Regions from separate parts of the Homo sapiens genome. Here region 2 is linked to region 1. A link is a contact called in ENCODE Hi-C or POLR2A ChIA-PET data. All regions are on one chromosome and are shown on one strand. Each heading gives the region's core, a stretch centred on a gene start or an enhancer-like site at or near the end of the contact. The rest is flanking DNA. Distances are from core to core; before and after follow the strand shown. Region 1 holds the start of LINC01342 (long intergenic non-protein coding RNA 1342). Region 2 holds the start of HES4 (hes family bHLH transcription factor 4).

Region 1 (2,700 bases), core at 77-2,576:
TTGGTGATTTGGGGCCGGCTTCTTCACAGCATCTTGTTTTATCAGCGGGGTCTTTGTGACCAGTCTTGTGCCAACCTCCTATCTCATCCTGTAACTAAGGATGCCTGACCTCATGGGAACGTGGCCCAGCCGGGCTCAGCCTCATTTTACCCAGGCCCTGTGCAAGATGGAGTTGCTCTGGTTCAAAGGTCTCTGACATAAAGACCTCAACCAGGCTGGTCTCACGCTGCCAGGACAGCTGGTGAGTGCAGGTGGGCAGGGGCCACTGCCCCAGCTCCCGTGGGCAAGGCTGAGGGTGAGGGGTTCCGGAGCGTTCCACATTCTCCTTGCAATGCTGGAAGCACGGGTGTCTCCCATCCCGACACGCCTCATTCTGTCTGCAGCTCACAGGGCCCGGCTTCTGCAGCTCACAGGGTCCGGCTTCTGGAAATTCTGCTTTTGCATTTTGTACTCTGTCCAGGGGCCAAAACCCAGGTCTGGAATTGGTGTGGTCCCTGGTGGCACAAACCAGTCCTGGCTAAGAGGCCGGCCCCTCTCACTCCACTGAAGAGACAGGGGGCTGCATGCTGAGAGGGCCAAGGCCAAAAGGAGCCTGCTGCTGTTCACAGCCCCCTGTGTGCCTGGGGCCCACTGTTCACAGCCCTCTGGGTGCCTGGGGGCTGGGCTGGGGGCTACTGCAACCCTTGGCCTATGGTGTGGTCGAGGGAAGGGGAAGGGACAGGGCTTTGAGAAACACGGTGATGGGGGTGAGGGTGGGGACTGGGGACGGTGGGCGTGGAGGTGGAGGCCCTGTGGGTGCTGGGCAGGGCAGAGGAGCTAGGCCAGATGCTGTGTTTGTGTGGGGTGCTGAGTGGCCAGCCTAAAACCTTCTGAGAAAGTAGGATCCAGCACAGGGAGCTTCAGCTTCTCTGATGGGAGGCAGGAGGGGGTCAGGTGGGAGCTGCAGGGCGTGTCGAGCCGGCCCTGCCCTGGGTCCCTGCGGGCCGCCTGGCACACAGGAGGGCGGTTCCTTTCCTGTTGGACCCGGTCTCACTTCATTTGCCCACGTTAATTGGGGCGCAGGTGCAGCTCTCGGGCAAACAAAGGTGCGGTCGCCAGGTGGACTTAACCCTTTCCCTGGCACTGGCGGGGCCTGGGGGGAGGCAGCAGGAGGGGCGGCCGGGTGGTCAGTTTGAGGACCTGGCCCCACGTGCCTTTGTGGGATGGTGGGGACCCCACACCCCCGCTGGCTGGGCTGGGATGGTCGGGCCCTGGGCGGGGCAGGGGCTGCACCTGGGCCTCTGGGCCACCTGCCTGGCTCGGTCGCGCCCCTTCTTTGGTTTCCAGCTAACGACGCGGCGCCCACCGAGAGCTGGGGGAGCCCAGGGCGGGGAGGGCGCGGCCGGAGCGAGCGCCGCCCGGGAAACCCGAGCCCCGCCAGGTGCGCGGGGACAAAGGCGGTGCCGGGAGGGCGGGTCCTGGGGGTCCCCCTGCCCCCTCTGCGGTGCGTTGGGAGCTCCCGTCCTCCTGCGCACACTCAGGGAAAGACCGGAGGAACCGTGGCGGGGGTCGAGGCCGGCGTGGGGTGGGGGCGCCAGGGGGGCGGGCGGGGCCCAGAGCCCGGGACACGCGACGAGGGGCCGGACCCCGAGGATGCGAGGATGCGGGGACCCTGCCCCCGCTGGGCCGGGTTTTGGGGGCCCGGGACACTCAGCCCCGCCCCCCGCAGGCTCTCTGTGGCCCTGGGGTGGGAGGGCTGCGGTCGAGAACCCCCCACGCGGCCCCTCCCCGGAACCCGCAGGCTGTGCACCCTCTGGACTGAAGTCACCCGTCAGTCCCGGCTGGGGGTTTCCGGGAACAGGGCAGGTGCTTTAAAGCAGGGGTGGCCGATCTTTTGGCTTCCCTGGGCCACATTGGAAGAATTGTCTTGGGCCACACATAAAATACACTAACGATAGCTGATGAGCGAAAAAAAAATTGCCAAAAAAATCCCATTATGTTTTATGTTTTAAGAAGGTTTACAAATTTGTGTCGGACCCCATTCACAGCAGCCTGCTGCCATTGGACAGCTTTAAAGCCTGGAGGGCTTGCGACTGGGCGTGTACCCTCCCCGCCTCCCTCCCCCTCTCCCTCCCAGCCCAGCCCTTGGCTGGGTCCTGGGGCGGGGCCCGGGGTCCTCTGTCCAGGAGGTCTGGTTCCCCCAGCAGTGAGTGGGGTGGGCCCTGCAGGGGGTCTTGGCCATTGCAGTGGGGACCCCTGAGCCTGCCAGCAGGAGTGAGGACTCTCAGAGGAAGGGGTTCCCTAAGGGATTCGCACCCCTCCTCTCCCACCAGGCACATGCTCAGGTGTGGCCCAGCCTCTGGGTTCAGGCTCACGTCCTGTGTGGCCTGGAGGGAGTTCACGCCTCAGGGGTGTCTTCCCATCCCAGGAGCCCATGGAGGCCTTCAGGACAGGGCTGTGCGAGAGGAGGTCGTGCCCACGAGTTCCTGCCCGGTGGGAATGAGCAGGGGGCGGGCGGGGGGTCTCAGGGCGAGATCTCCGCTCACCGCAACCTCCGCCTCCCAGGTTCAAGCCACTGTGCCCGGCCTGGGGATTCATTTTAGAAAAGACAAAATGCTGGCTGGGTGCGGTGGCTCACGTCTGTCATCCCAGCACTTTGGGAGGCCGAGGCAGGTGGATCACCTGAGGTCAGGAGTTCAAAACCAGCCTGGCCAACATGGT
Region 2 (2,700 bases), core at 86-2,585, 140 kb before region 1:
AGCGGAGGGCGCGGAGCGGAGGGGTCGCCCTCAGTCCTCGGTCCCGCCCCCAGCCCGCCCCCCCGGGCCCGCCCGACGCCCCCAGCCACCTGCAGACCGCGGCCCTGGGAGGAGGGCGGGACCCCGGCGCGGCGTGGCTGCGGGGCGCTCCCAAAGTCAACTCTTCACCAAGACAAAGAAAGAAAACTCGTGACGCAGACTCTGGAATAATAAATACGTTTTCTCTGCTACAGTCTCGGCAAAGGCCACGGCCCTAGAACGGGGCGCCGCCTCCGATGCAGTCTCAGGGCCACAGCCTCAGCGCAGCCACGGCCTCCAGGGCCCACCCGGGCCCTGCGGCCCCGCCCTGGGGGCGGCGGGCAGCGCCCGGGTCAGACCCGGCAGCAGCGGCGGCGCGAGCAGAGGGAAGGGGCCGCCGAGCGATGGCAGCAGCGGGCGGCCCGCGTAGACCTCGGGCGCTGGGGCCTCTGCGGGGGCAGCCGGGGACAGCGAGGCCGGGCGGCGGGAGGGTCCCAGCTGGCGCAGGCAGGCTGCCAGGTGGCCCAGCAGGCGGGAGCGCACGTCGGCCGGGACGCCCTCGCAGCCGGCCAGGAAGCGGTTCACCTCCGCCAGACACTCGTGGAAGCCGGCGCGGTACTTGCCCAGAACGGCGGGGTCGGCGCTGAGCGCGGCTGCGGGAGCGACACAGGAGGAGAGGTCGGTGCCGGGTCCCGGGGGTCCCGCGCCCTCCCCCCGCCTCCAAGCCGCCGCCGCCCGCGCCTCACCCGTCACCTGCACGCGACGCAGGCTCCGCAGGTGTCTCACGGTCATCTCCAGGATGTCCGCCTTCTCCAGCTTCGAGTGGCGGGAGCTCTGGGGGCGGGGATAGGCGGGAGGTCCAGGTCAGCTGCGACCCAGACTCCGGGTCTCGGGCCTTCGCCCCCGACTTACCTCTTTTCTGAGGGCGTCCAGGATGAGGGTTTTGAGCTGAGCGAGGCTCTCGTTAATACGCGCTCGGCGCCGCTTCTCCATGACCGGCTTGGAGGACTGCGGGTCGGGCACCGGCTGAGTCCCGCGTCCCTCCCGCCCCCCGGTCGCCCCCCTCACGCCCGGCCGGGACCCCACCTTGCGGTGCTCGGCCGCGCTCCGGGGCTTGTCTGGGGTCCGGCTGGCGCTGGCCGGCGCTCCTGCCATCGGCGAGGCGCTCGGTTTCCCCGGCGTGTCTGCGGCCATGGTGCGCCCCGCGCCTCCCCGTGCCGGGTGGAGCGCGCCGCCACGGACCACGGGCGGGCTGGCGGGCGAGCGGCGAGCGCGCGGCGATCCGAGCCCCTAGGGCGGATCCCGGCTCCAGGCCCGCGCGCGCCTCAGGCCGTTTCCCTATTTAAGGCCTCGCCGCCGCGGGGTGTGTGAACCCGGCTCCGCATTCTTTCCCACACTCGCCCCAGCCAATCGACGGCCGCGCTCCTCCCCCGCTCGCTGTCAGTCACGCCTCGGCTCCGGGCGCGGCCTCCGCGGGCGACAATGGCATGCGGGGCCCCCGCCCGCGCCCCCCTCCGACACCGCTGGGGACAGGGCCGGGTGATCCCGCGCTCCCCGATGCAGCCGGGGCCGAGCAACGCGCCGGGAGGGGCCGCTGGGGGCGAACGGGGCCCGGGACCCCCGGGGCTGGGCGGAGTCTCGGGGCTCACTCTCCCGCCCAGGGGGCCGGGAGCCGGGGCTGGACGGAGCTGGGGCTGTGGCCGCGCGGGAAGTCGGGAAGGAAATTCCCCCAGTGGCGCAGGGTCCGGCGGCGCCGAGGGGTGGGCGAGCCTCGGTCTCGAGCCTCTTGGCTTCCTCCGCCCGTCCCCACTCCGGTCCCGGTTTGGGCCCTGCTCGGTCTCCGAGTTTGATCCGACACCGGCTCGGCCTCCGGGGGTCCCACCCTCAGGTGTGCGGCCTGGAGCACGGAGGGCTGCAGAAAGCCTTGGGAGCGACAGAGCCGGGGGAAGGTCGGCGGCCGGGTCGGCAGGCGGGAGGGCGGAGTCAGCGGACGGCGAAGGGGCGCACGGGTGGCCCCGCAGAGCAGGGCCGGTGATGGCGCGGGCCGGGCCGGACCACGAGGAGCAGAACGTGCGCGTGACGCGAGCGGGCTGGTGACGTCACCAGGCACCCGGGGCGATGACGCAAGCCTGCTGGGATGACGTCATGTGGCCCGTGTCGCCACGTGCTTCCAGGTGACCCGCTGGCGAACTCAGCAGCAGCAAAGTGGGGCTCACAGAAAAATGAGGGGCCACTGTTAATATAACTGCAAAGGGGCAGGTTGCGTAAAACAGGGCTGTGGTTATTTTCGTGTTTGCTGTTTTTATTTCGAATGCCGCTGCGGGGCACGTTGGTCCTTTCCGCACTCGGGGTCCCCGGCGGCCTCACGCGTCCGTGCAGCGGAGGCTTCCTGAGCCCCCTGGAGAGCCTGGCCTGGGCCCGGGTGTGGAGACCCTCCCGGGCTTTCAATCCGGGCAGGAGGCAGATGGCAGACTCAGCAGTCACGTAAGAGAACCGAATTAGGTGGGTGGCCTGGGTGGACAAAAGCCTTCTTGACGCCGGGTGGTCCCAAAGGCTTCTGCGGGGTGGGGGGTCCTCAGGGGGGAAGCCTCAAGGGAGGGCGTGGCATTCCCAGGGTGCGAAGGGGGCGCAGGGACGAGGGAGGTGGGGAGGGGGAGCTGGGCCAGCGAGAACCGGGAGCTT

The links. Hi-C counts contacts between places; a loop is a spot of excess contacts on that map. ChIA-PET counts read pairs that join two places held with the same protein, here RNA polymerase II (POLR2A). Pooled maps may share reads with other maps.
Region 2: a pooled map shows a loop between it and region 1 (2.6-fold over the local background). The contact joins the promoter of HES4 here to the promoter of LINC01342 in region 1. A Hi-C loop is called at or near these places in 3 of 50 pooled maps. POLR2A ChIA-PET finds 5 or more read pairs at or near these places in 4 of 52 experiments (A673, GM12878, HepG2 and 1 more).

The regions. Positions count from the first base shown.
Region 1 is chr1:1,135,691-1,138,390 of GRCh38, forward strand. LINC01342 (long intergenic non-protein coding RNA 1342) reads left to right here and starts at 1,327. Exons shown (of 3, transcript NR_038869.1): 1 at 1,327-1,420. The region is part of intron 1 of LOC124903820 (a long non-coding RNA gene); the gene reads left to right. RefSeq lists a cis regulatory region at 1-244, silencers at 1,196-1,255, 1,276-1,525, 1,626-1,815, 1,876-1,955, 2,026-2,125 and an enhancer at 2,657-2,700.
Region 2 is chr1:998,762-1,001,461 of GRCh38, forward strand. HES4 (hes family bHLH transcription factor 4) reads right to left here and starts at 1,336. Exons shown (of 4, transcript NM_021170.4): 1 at 1,105-1,336; 2 at 931-1,026; 3 at 765-852; 4 at 203-671. The coding sequence starts at 1,212. The coding sequence ends at 298. RefSeq lists silencers at 302-611, 1,162-1,301, 1,372-1,751, 1,852-1,901.